Regions from separate parts of the Mus musculus genome. Here region 2 is linked to region 1. A link is a contact called in ENCODE Hi-C data. All regions are on one chromosome and are shown on one strand. Each heading gives the region's core, a stretch centred on a gene start or an enhancer-like site at or near the end of the contact. The rest is flanking DNA. Distances are from core to core; before and after follow the strand shown. Region 1 overlaps Wfdc1 (WAP four-disulfide core domain 1). Region 2 has its middle 29 kb from the start of Zdhhc7.

Region 1 (6,213 bases), core at 3,295-5,794:
ACATACACACAGACATATAGGCAGATACAGGCCCACATATACATACACAGATGCATGCACACACAGACACACATGTGCACACACATGCACATGTACATCTATCAGGGAAAAGGCTGGATGGGGCACTGTGTGTGGGTAGAGAGTACACAAGTGACCAGCTAGGCAGGTGGTAGATGGCTGGCAGGGGACAACAAGGGCATGAGGGTAGGTGCACAAGGAAGACAGGAGGGGAGAAGGGAGGGGGAGGGGCTGAGGGAGCCAGTCCTAGCCTGGCCCTTGGGGCTGCCAAGCCTTTTAACCTGAGCTGGGAAGGGCTGCAGGGTACACCCTGTGTTTCTTTGAGTTTCTCAGATCTCAGGAAGCACCCTTTGTTGAGAGTGTTTCTAAGCGTCCTTTTGCAGGACACAGAGTGCTCTTCAAAACCCTTTAACCGGGGCCCCTGAGATCCCAGTCACCAGTAACGATTTCTTGTCAAGAAGGGGTCTAAGGTGCCTATCTGCTGTCTCCATCCTGAGAAACAGCCTTGCGTTCCCACGGGACAGCAGTGGCCCATCTACAACTGATTTCTCCACAGACCCTGCCTCACTAGGGCTGTCCGTGACCAACTGATGGGACAGGAGGGCCAGAGAGGTCAGAGAGGAGGGTCCTGCTGACCCCTGGGCACCACGGTGTCTGCCCATGGAGCCTACTGTGGAGAAAGCCTGACCCTACCCGGTGGCTCTCAGTCACCCTCTGAAGGGGGCCTGGCATGGCTGTCACGGTGGATCAGGATTAGGGCTGCTGAGGCTGAACAAGACACAGTTCACTTAATCCCCTAGATGCTGAATGTGGAGCAGAGTGTGAGGGGTGACGTCCCATGCTAGCAGTTTCCAAGCAACTGGGGACAGCATATGGATGTGGGAAACAACATTAGGATGCTAAAGACTGAAGACTAAGGGGGTCAGAAGCCCCGCACAGGTCTCCCTCGAGTCTCTGAGGGGAGTGCTAACCTCGGGCCTTCCTCTCTGTATCCACCAAGAGTTACTTAGCAATATCTTCTTCCTCTTATCGTTCATTTCTTTATTCCCGTTATGTGTTTCTGGGAGAAATGCATGTATGTATGCATGTATGTATGTATGTATGTATGTTTGTATGTTTATGGATAGACTATACATAGATGGGGGGGTGGGTGTGTGTATGCGTGTGAGAATAGATGTATGGGTGCCTGGTGGGGACAGAGTTGTTTATAAGTGCATGCAAAGTGCAAGTGTGGGTGCAGGTGTGGGCGTATGTATGGACGCCGGAGGACAAGCTCGGGTATGCCTGGGGCTCTGTTCACCTTGTCTTTTGAGACAGGGAACTCACAAAGTAAGCGAGGCAGGCTTGTCTCTGCCTCCCCAGTACCAGGAACATAAGCACTTCTCAATGGGGCTGGACTTTTTTTTTTTAAGGGTACTGGGACTTGAACTCAGGTTCAAGGCAAGCTCTTTCCTAACGGAGCCCCCTACTTTTCACAAATTGAACGAGCAATCTGTGCAAGCAAGAAGAGACAGGTTCTCTGGGTGAAGCGGGCTGGAGGCGAGAGCCTTCCAACTACACCTGCACCCCAGCTCTTGGACAGGAAACAGAAAGCTACTGACTGCTCTGATAACAACTCTGAAAAAGCCTGAGCGGGACTTATTCCCTGTGACCAGACGCCCTCTGCAGGACATCAGCAGTAGTGCATGGCTACAGGGCAGAGCTGGCTCCTACTCAAGCATTCTGGAGGAGACAGCTCAGTAGACTGTGGATGGGCCAGAGTGAAGCAGAGCTCGCCCAAACAGCTAAAGCACCGTTAATGTTGACTATGGACGTCTGATGCTAACAACCCCCCCTTTTTCTTTAAATAAGCTAAGATGTTTGGCACCAGGGTCTTTGTACCACCCCCAGGTCTTGTTAGACCCTCCCCAGGGCTAAACCTCTCTCATGCAGCTCAGCTGCTTTGAACATTCCACAGATCCCATGATGAAGGTGCACAGCGTCCACAGCTGCTTGCTGCCGGAGCACAGTTCTGGCTCCAGCAAGCACTGTCTCAGCCAGAGCCGTTTTGAACAGCTTGCTTGGCCATCACAAGCCTCAGGGAAGTCCAGTTGTGATTTCAGCTAGGAAGGAAGCACCTGGGAGGTGAGAGAGGACCATGAGCTCAAGATTATTCCTAACGCCACAGCAAGTTCAAGGCCGGCGGGATGCATGAAACCCTGTATATAAAAATGAACTGGGAAAGATCATAAATCTATTTCCAAGTGTGGAGCAGTGTTGCTATCTTGACACATGGCCTTCCCATCTTCATCCCTCCCCAAACATGATGCACATACACACATACACTAAACACGTATGTTCTGATTAATATGTATATACATAGTCAAGACCTGACTGCCTAAGTCACTGTGTGTGTGTGTGTGTGTGTGTGTGTTTGTGTTATGAGACAGGATTTCTCTGTGTAGCTTTGGCTGTCCCAGAACTCACTCTGTAAACCAGGCTGGCCTTGAACTCACAGATCTGCCAGCAAGCCTCCTGAGTGCTGGGATTAAAGGCGTGCAATATATATATATATATGTATATACACACACACATATACATATATGTGTGTGTGTTTGTGCGTGCATGCACGTGCATGGGTATCTTGCTTGTATATCTGCACATGCTGGCACTCACAGAGGTGAAAAGATGGACTCATATCCTTTGGAACTAGAGTTACAGATGGCTGTGAGCTGCCAGGAGGATGCTGGGAACTGTGCTCTTAACCCCTGGGCCATCTCTCCAGCTCCGTGTCACTCCTTGCAGGTAGATAGTCAGATTTTTAAAAAACATTTACTTTTGGGCGTAATAACACACACACACATGTGGAGATGAGAGGAACTGTGTCAGGATCTCTGTCTACCGTGTGGGTCAAACTAATCATAGGCTAGGCAGCCAGCACCTTTACCCTCGAATCCATCTTTTTTTTTTTTTAATTTTCTTCTTTTTTAAAATTAATTAATTAATTTTATATATGTGAGTACACTGTCGCTGTCTTCAGACACACCAGAAGAGGGCATCAAATCCCATTCCAGATGGTTGTGAGCCACCGTGTAGCTGCTGGGAATTGAACTCAGCACCTCTGGAAGAGCAGCAGGTTCTCTTAAACGCTGAGCCATCTCTGCAGTCCCCCACCAGCTGTCTTAGTTAAGGTCACTACTGCTGCGATGAAATACCGTGACCAAAGCCACTTGGAGAGGAAAGGGTTTATTTTGCACACAGTTCCATACAAGGAACGGTTCATCATCCAAAACAGCGAGGGCAGGAACCTGGAGGCAGGAGCTGCTGCAGAGGCCACGGAGGGGTGCTGCTTACAGGATTGCTTTACTCTTAGAATCCAGGACCTCCAGTGCAGGGATGGCACCGCCCACATTGGGCGGGGCCCTCTTCCATCAATCACTAGTTAAGAAAACACTCTACGGAGCTGGCCCACAGCACAGCCCGATCTGGTGGAGGCATTCCCTTAACCAAGGTTTCCTCTCTTCAGGTTACTATATTTTATGTCAAGTCAGATATATACGTGCCCAGTACACCAGCTCTGTCAGTCTGGTGTTTGCCACATCACTTGAAGGAAACATGACAGTGTCCGAGGGTTCAGTCCATAGTTGGCTGGCTCCGTGGCCATGGGCCTTGGCAAGGCAGAACATCCTGGCAGTGGGAATGTGAAGTCGGACAAGGTTGCTTACGTCATGTCAGTGAGGACGCTGGGGACAGGAAGGGACCGAGTATCTCCTTCACAGGCATAGGTGGGCCCATGACGTACTCCCTCCAACAACACCCTCCCCCCTAAAGTTTCCGCCACCCTCCCTGAACAGCGCCACCTTCTGGCCATCAAGTGTTCTACTTGTGAGATGTATCCAAGATGGTGTAAACACGTTCTCTTGTGTATGATGTATGAATTCTCAGAGATCCCGATACATGGATGTACCATAAACAAAACTATGTTCCTATAGAAATGTACACGTACATGTATCTGCATGTTTGTTTACATGTATATACATGTATATGCAGATATATGAAGACAGATGAGAGCTGTCTCATAGCGGGTCATACTTTGCATGCAGACTGCTGTCCAGGCACACACTCCAAAACTGCCTTCCTTCTATAGCTCGCTCCTCCCTCCCTCCCTCCCTCCCTCCCTCCCTCCCTCCCTCCCTCCCTTCCTCTCTCCCTCCCTCTTGAAGCCATCTCTTTGAGGACTCGCAGAGAAAGAGCAAGTCAAACCCAGACCTTCCCCACTCTTTGCCTAGATAACTGTTTTCCCAGGGAGGAGGCTCAGGCTGAAAGCCTAGGTCAACGCCCTTTCACTATGTTCCACAGGCTGAAGAGGTTGCAGCGACAGGCTCCCGGCAGCCCCATGCAGACCGCTGCCCACCACCGCCAAGGACACTGCCCCCGGGTGCCTGTCAGGCCACACGCTGCCAGGCTGACTCTGAGTGCCCACGACACAGGCGCTGCTGCTACAATGGCTGTGCCTATGCCTGCCTGGAGGCGGTGCCACCTCCGCCAGGTAAGCTGAGCCAGGGTCAGGGGGTTGGAGGTCGGGTGGGCCCAACGCTGACCTAGGGAAGAGAAAGAGCTGAGCTGTATTTGTGCTGAGCTACCCGCTACCTAGGCTGGGTGTTCACCTGCAGGCTTCAGATATCCCGGCAGCTCCTGCTAGGTGCAGCTGCCTCACCTGTATGCACGGAGTCCCCAGCATGGACTGTACCCATTTAGGAACACCATGTCACCTCCATACAATCCCACCCTTTGAAGGGCAGTCCAACCTATAGGATGGCTCAGCCCATAGAAGAGTAAGGGATAAGAGGCTAAGGGTACCAACTCCCTACGGTCAAAGGAGAGAAAACACGCATCTAAGATATCACCTGACCTTCCACATGCACACACACACACACACACACACACACACACACACACACACTGAAAATAAAATTCAATATACATGTGTACCTGTATATCCAGGGTGGGACACAGCTCAGTTGGTAGCCTGCTTATACTCTGCCTTAGCACTTGGCCTATGGGGTTGGGAGACAGGAGGATAAGGGTGTCCCGGACGCTGCAGGCCTGTGGTGTGTCCTATAGGGCAGTGTGTGGGGAGCCATCTTCACCTCTTCTATGGGATGACACACCTCTCCCCACCCAGGGCTGGTCACATGACCCCACCCCAGGAAGACCTCCCTCCCTCTCACCTAGTTCTCTGTCAGTTCTAGACTGGCTGGTGCAGCCCAAACCACGATGGCTGGGTGGCAACGGCTGGCTGCTGGACGGTCCTGAGGAAGTGTTACAAGGTACCTGCCCCTGGGCATGCCAGGTCCCCAGATCAGAACCAGCCTTTCTCACTAGACTGTCCATGGGCCACAAGGATGCTGGCTGGGAGCCCAGTCTGGTTCCTATAGCTTGTGCAGAGAAAGAGTGAGGCTTTCCCTGACAGTGGGCCTCCTTCCTGGGTAGAGAATGAGAAGGAAGAGGGTCTGGGACCCCTAAAGTCTTAAAGGGCCTTGTGGCCACCTCTGGAGAAAGGTTCCTTATGTGGATAGAAAGTGAAGGATGTTTCTTAAAGGAACCACATACGGGCCTGAGGTTTCCTGGGGACAGTGTACTTGTGTCTGTGCATCTGGGCATGTGGCTTTGCACGCCCTCATGCGGACCATGTTGGTCAGGGTATGCTACTATGCACACACCCGTTCTTGTGGCTGTGGATGAACATATGTGTGTCTGTGGATAAGCACGTGTGTGTGAAAGCATGTGTATATATAGGTGTTGATTGTGGGTGGTTGTAGTGCGTACACATGTGTCTGTAGCTGTGTGTGCGTGTTTCAGGTATGCCAGTGTACACGCATTCACATGTTGTTCTCTGTACGATGGTGCATTTAGGGTGCTGCGACTGTGTGCGCGTGCAGGCGTGCTGATGGGAGGTGGCCTCTCTGGGTGCACATGTGTGTATAAACGTGGCTTGATGTCAGAGTGTGCATGTGTGCGCTGTGTGAGAGGCACAGCACCGTCTAGCATCTGGATGGGGGTGGAAACTGGCCTTTCTGGATGGGGTGTACTGTCTGAGACCTGGCCTGTGTCCCTCCACAGCAGAGACTTGCAGCACCACTGAGGATGGGGCAGAGCCACTCCTCTGTCCCTCAGGCTATGAGTGCCATATCCTGCAGCCAGGGGACGAAGCCC
Region 2 (6,438 bases), core at 1,749-4,248, 390 kb after region 1:
GTTTCTGGGGTGGGGATGCTGAGGTGGGGGTGCTGAGGTGGGGTATTGAGGGGGGTGCTGAGGCGAGATGCTGAGGTGGGGTTCCTGGGGTGGCGATGCTGAGGCTGGGGTGCTGAGGCGGGGTACTGAGGGGGGGTGCTGAGGCGAGATGCTGAGGCGGGATGCTGAGGTGGGGTTTCTGGGGTGGGGATGCTGAGGTGGGGTGCTAAGATGGGGATGCTGAGGTGGGGTGCTGAGGTGGGGGTTCTGGGGTAGGGATGCTGAGGTGGGGATACTGAGGCTGGGGTGTTGATGTGTAGATGCTGAGATGGAGATTGTTGGATAGAGAAATCTGAGTGACTCAGTGCTACTGAAGTCAGTGCAGACCAAGTTCGGTCTTCAACCGGATTCTTATCCCATCATCCTCCATAAAGGAAGAGCAGACAGTGAAGGGTACAAATGGCAAGCACTTTGATTGTCAGTTCAACCAGACTGGCCATTTTGAATTTAAATAAAACTGTACTGGCTAGTTTTGTGTCAACTTGGCACAGCTGGAGTTATCACAGAGAAAGGAGCTTCAGTTGAGGAGATGCCTCCATGAGATCCAGCTGTAAGGCATTTTCTCAACTAGTGATCAAGGGGGAAAGGCCCCTTGTGGGTGGGACCATCTCTGGGCTGGTAGTCTTGGTTCTATAAGAGAGCAGGCTGAGCAAGCCAGGTGAGGCAAGCCAGTAAAGAACATCCCTCCATGGCCTCTGCATCAGCTCCTGCTTCCTGACCTGCTTGAGTTCCAGTCTTGACTTCCTTTGGTGATGAACAGCAGTATGGAAGTGTAAGCCGAATAAACCCTTTCCTCCCCAACTTGCTTCTTGGTCATGATGTTTGTGCAGGAATAGAAACCCTGACTAAGACAAAAACCATGTGAACTCTCAGTGGGATGCTAGCTAAGAGCGGTTCCTGGCTGCCTTGCTTACAAGTGCTGTATCTTGGGCAGGTGCAACATCCAAGGTCCATAGGACAACAAACAAAACCAACCCCTCCAGAAACACACACACACAAAAGAAAAGAAAAAAGAAAAGAAAAGAAAAGAAAAGAAGAGAAAAAGGCTGGTGGAAGGCAACAATGGCTACCTTGTAAAACTAGATCTGCCCGCTCACTGGGAGGCATGCAAGTACGGCAAGCTTCTTAGCCTCAGTTTTAAAAAAGAAAAGAAAAGGTTCTTAAGTTTGGTGCATGCTGTCCTGTACACCCAGCACAGCTTTCCCTCTGTCCTGTATACCCAGCACAACTTTCCCTCTGTCCCGCATACCCAGCACAGATTTCCCTCTGTCCTGTATACCCAGCACAACTTTCCCTCTGTCCCGCATACCCAGCACAGCTTTCCCTCTGTCCTGTACATCCAGCACAGCGTTCCCCAGCCTCTCACCTCACTGTCCATCTCCTGACTTCCCTGGCCATCTTCAAATGCCACCGAGGCCCCTAACAGAGGAGGTACATACCCATTGCCCTTCCTCCATTGCCTCAGTTAAGCCCCTGCTTCTTGTGTCTCCAGGAAAATAGTGTGCATGAGAGGTCATCTCCAAACCCTTCAATCACCCATTTGTATTTGTTAATTTATTACATTTTTTATATTAAATGATCAATTGATGTAATAAAGTTATTAGTTCTTAGATGAATAAAAATGTTTTCTATAAGTCAGTATCATCTTGCACAGATGGAAACACACACTGGCAGTCTGGCACTTGGGAGGTAGAGGCAGGAGGAACAGGACTTCAAGGCCAGCCTCAGCTACATGAGGGCTACAAGAGACTGTCTCAAAATAACAAAACAGAAAAAAAACCAATAGATCAAAATTATCTTCTTAATGAGTATCTAATAGTGGCTTCCCAGACACTGTGTCAAGCATGGTAGGAACACAAACCTGTACAGTGACTGGCAGGCTCTGTCCCCTTGACCTCTGTGGGCCCAACATGAGCTTGGTGTTATAGCAGCTCCAGCTGTCCTTAGACCATGATACCAAGCAGCCTTCCTCAGCCCAGGATCCTGGGCCCCATACCTCACTATTCCTGCCTCAGGCAGAAAGTGGGGTGTCACCTGGAAACACCCCCAAACTTGCCCACTCTCTGTGGCTGAGACAGTAAGTATCTGTAGGTCCTGTGTTCTTCTCCAGGTTGAGGACAGGCCAGGAGAGGACATGACACCCACCCATGTGACTTCACTGGGGGTGTTTTGAGAGACTCCATCTGGGCTGATCTTCAAAGTAAAACCTAAAGGAAACCTGGTGCCCCGTGGGCAAGCAGACACTGTACATAAGAGCCCCATGCCTGCTGAAAGCCAGTGTTGCTACCACACAGAACACGGAGGTAGCTGAGGAGAAAAGACTCTAGGTTAGCATTTCTAAATTTCTACTCCTTCCCCCCAACTTCCCAACCCCAAGCTAGGGAAGGCTTCTCCAAGGGCTGGGACAATGTAGTTTTGAACCCCGCCCTCTGGTGGCTGTATGTGGTAGTGCACCCTCAACGCTGGCTGTATTGGGCCATAGGAAGGCTGCCTGCATGGGGACTGACTGGCCTTCACCACTATGATACTGTCACAGAGATGCTGTCACAGGGATGGCAGGTGAGCAAGGCTCACAGAGGCAGCCTCTGCACAAAGGCAACACCTGCACCTTACCTGCAGAGAGAACTGAGAGAACTGCGCCAATCTACTCTCCGGGCAGCCTGTACTCCTCAGCTGCCCTGAGCATTCCCAGACAGACAGAAGGCCTGGCTGCTCTGCCCTCTGAAGTTGAGCAAGGGATGAGTGGAATGTAATTACCTTCCCAAGCCGTTCTGGAGAGGTTATGAGCCTCGGACTTTAGACACATGTGTATGGTTTATGTCCAGACAGACAAATGAAGAAGCGGTTGAGCTCTCCACCTAACAGGAGGGCAACCTGCCTCTTAGCCACCCCAGGCCCTGCTGACCCTCCCTCTTATAGGCAGGCCTGGCTCTGTCTGAAGTCGCAAATGCTTATCGCTGCTTGAGAGAGGGAGGCATTAGTCACGCTTTGGCATGTCCTCAAAGCCCGGCTTCAAGCAAAAGATCTCTATCTGCCGCTCTGCTGCCCCAGAGACCTGGAACTGGAACCAGTCCGACCTTCTGTAAAGCTAGGCAGGCGGGCTTGGATATAGATCCAAGACCTAGTTCCTTTGATGCCAGGACCTGGTCTACTTCCCCTCCTACCCTCAGTGTCCTCTGTGGTGAAGGTTTAAGAGACTCCACGACTTCCCCTGCATCCCTCCTAGGAGTACCAAAGGGATACACATCCGTCCTCGTGCACAAGGGAGTCAGACAGACATGCTGGTACTGGATAGGGGGACAAATGGGTTGCTACCACACTGCACTCTCAAGAACAGATGTGCTGGGGGCTGTAGCCAGGACAGGGTGACAGGCTAGGCTCTTTCCCAAGCTGACCCCGACGGTCCTAAACCAGGGTCAAGTCACCCCACCCAGCCAGCAGGATACCCAAGGGCCTCTGGGTTTGACAGAAGAAAACAACCCAGAAAAAGGAACCTATAAGAGCCATGCTGGTGGGCAGCGGAAGGCCTAGGGCTGCCTGGAGTTGAGGAGAGGGAGAGGGCGGGGCCTGTGGAAATTTCCCTGGACTGTGCACTGGGAAGTAGGGGTTTGGCAGGCCTGCCTGTTTCCTCGGCCGCACAAGGTTTCACTGGATAGAATCAGAAACAGCAGGAAGGTGGAAATGGCTGGGAACACTGGCTTTGGTGAGAGCCTCTGCTTCTAGAAGAAATGCCAAAGGCCAGCAGGCTTCCATTCTGTTTACCTGCGGTTGGCAGAGAACGGCAGACCCCAGAAGTTCTGACCCTAACTCCTCAAACCTGGGCTCTCAGAACCAACTAGCCAAGGGACCTTCACACATGTGATGAGGGGGTGGGAGGGGGGAGCAGCCCAGGCTGCCAGGTGGGTTTCATAAAACGCCCAAGGCCTTCCTGTGGGAGAGCCTCTTCACCAGCCGTGGTCAGAGGGTATGGGACGAAGAACGGCAGAGAGGAAGGAGGTAGCTTGCTCGATGGTGGAGGCAGGCAAGACTCAAGGGCCCAGGAATATAGGTAGTGTGTACGCTGGGGCAGGGAAGCACAGGGCTTCCAGCAGAAATGGGCCCTACCCATACCCAGGAAGTCAGCCCTGGGGTGATGTGCTGGACCCTGAGTCTGAGCACTGGTGGTTACATGGTCATGGGCTTTCCCTACATTGATGACAGCAAACTCAACCACAGCTCCCTGGTGCCGGTCCTGCGATGCCGGCCTCACCCTTGAGAACACCAAGTCTCTGGGAGATGGGCTGATCCATCTAGCAAGCTTGAGGAGGTGGGAACCCTGAGCCACTGAACCCCACTGCTCTGAGAAAAAGGGGGTTCACTGCCCTGCTAGGACAGAAGTGGGTAAGTGCTGACCTGGAGCATTCGGTCAAGGCGCCTCTGTCCTGTCCTCTTGTCCGTCCCAAGCCTCACCTGAGCCTTGGAATGAGGAGGGCTGTGGGTTAATGGCAGCTTTCTGTCACTGTGACAAAATGCCCAAGGAAAACAGTCCACAGGAAAAAAGGCTTATTTGGCCAGGAATGAGGGTCAGGGTGCCTTTAATTCTAGGGCTTGGGGAGTATTTGGTGGCTCTCTGAGTATGAGGTCAGTTTGGTCTACACAGTGAGTTCCAGACCATGGAGGGATACCTGACGAGACCCTGTCTGAAAATACATAAGTACAACTGATTTGGGCTCCTGCTTCAGAGGGTTGGCCCAGCAGCAGCTTGGGCAGAGTGTGAGAGAGTTGAGCACCAGGCCTCGTGGCAGCTCAGGACACACGTGGAAAGGCTGGACACAACGGCACCCCTTCCAACTAAGACCCACTTAAAGGTCATGGGATCAGATTATAGGCACTTCCCTGGAGCCCCAGTCTGAAGGCTGCAGTGAAGACCAAGCCTGAAGCGTAGCAGCCTACGGCAGGCATTCCTCGGGCACTGACGGTGGAACTGAGTGTCTTCTCCAGGGGATGACAATGTTTTGTGCTGTCATTTCATCTTTATCTTATGTTTGGATTTTCAAGGCAGGGTTTCTCTGCGCAGCCCTGGCTGTCCTGAAACTCACTCTGTAGACCAGGCTGGACGAGAACTCAGAGATCCATCTACCTCTGTCTCCCGAGTGCTGGGATTGAAGGTGTATGCCACCACCGATGGTGGTCATTTTTTTTTTCCCTTAAAACTTATTTTTATGTGCATGAGAGTTTTCTTGGCACACGTGCCTGGTGCCTGCAGAGACCAGAAGAGGGTGCTGGATTCCCTGGAACTGAAGTGAGCCTCCACGTGGGTGCTGGAAATTGAACTTTGGCCTTCGAGAAAAGCATCTAAGAGAGATGGCTCTTAGCTGATGAGCCATCTCTCTAGCCCCTGCTCCCTAGGTTATCACTTTAAAATGGCTGCTCTTATACCATGTGAACTTCACTCCAGTTATTTAAAAAAACAAACATGCTGAGACCTCCTGTCCTGGGAGATTCTGTCTAGGGACAACAGGACAGGGAAGCTATGATCTAGATCCCTCAATTGCAGATCTTAGTGACCAAGGGGAGGTACTAACACTTTGGGGGCAGATCAGGGTCTCGATCACCATTGTCCAGCCTGAGCCAGAGGTGACTGGGGTCACATGGGGACTGCCACGCCTCGTTCCTCGGCTGTGTGAGGATGGGGAGGAAGGTAGAAATGGAAAAGTACCTCTGCTCCCGAGGAGGAACCGGGCAGGGCTGTGGTTTGAGATCTACAGGGCCTTTGCCAGAGTGAGATGCTCTCTGGGAGACCATAAACATCAGCTCTGCTGGCATGTGTTGTAAGGGGATTCGGTTTTGTTTAGTTGGTGAAATTCTGATTTACTTTTTAAAAACCCACAAAACCCCTTGACAGATCCATCTTAAATGAGGACACCAGGCTACCCAGGAAAGCTGAGTTCACAAAGGCTGAGCTGGACCTCAGGTATGGGCTGTAGAAAACCCCTCAGCCATCACTGGTTCTGGTTTCTTGAGAGTCGGCTGTGTGCCGGGGGCAGGAGGGGATCCCCTTAATTGTGTGTGCCTTCTTGTTTCTGACCTCCAAGCCCTGCCAGGACAGGAGCTCCCTTGTGTCATTTTACAAAGGAAGGCATTTTTGGCACAGAGAAGCAGAGGCGCTTACTCTGAATCACACGGCCAGGGAGTGGCAGATAGGCAAGCAGGTTTGTTCATTTCAGGCTGCAGAGATCTGCTGCCTTGCACCCAGGAACTGCTGGAGCCATTGTTTCTGACCAAACGCGGCTCCTGAAACACAGATCCCAGCCCAGGAGGTCAGGGTGGCCTTTCACGCCTGGCAGAGCCTGTGCTGCCAACCTAGGGGTCCCAGGGGGAGAAAAATGGAGAAATGCATCCTAGAAGGGAGAAACAGTG

What was found. Hi-C counts contacts between places; a loop is a spot of excess contacts on that map.
Region 2: a map of v-Abl transformed pro-B cells shows a loop between it and region 1 (3-fold over the local background). The contact joins two enhancer-like sites. A Hi-C loop is called at or near these places in 3 of 37 maps with a recorded cell type or tissue (left cerebral cortex and v-Abl transformed pro-B cells).

What each region holds. Positions count from the first base shown.
Region 1 is chr8:119,674,912-119,681,124 of GRCm38, forward strand. Wfdc1 (WAP four-disulfide core domain 1) reads left to right here. Exons shown (of 7, transcript NM_023395.2): 2 at 4,357-4,546; 3 at 5,244-5,327; 4 at 6,121-6,213. Among named protein-coding and RNA genes, the nearest start is that of Gm32352, 7.1 kb to the left of the region's middle. Within about 2 kb of position 4,545, at least 1 of the 3 ENCODE cell types and tissues checked has a DNase peak (open chromatin) inside an H3K27ac peak, as active enhancers do.
Region 2 is chr8:120,069,398-120,075,835 of GRCm38, forward strand. No RefSeq gene overlaps it. Among named protein-coding and RNA genes, the nearest start is that of Zdhhc7, 29 kb to the right of the region's middle. Within about 2 kb of position 2,999, at least 1 of the 3 ENCODE cell types and tissues checked has a DNase peak (open chromatin) inside an H3K27ac peak, as active enhancers do.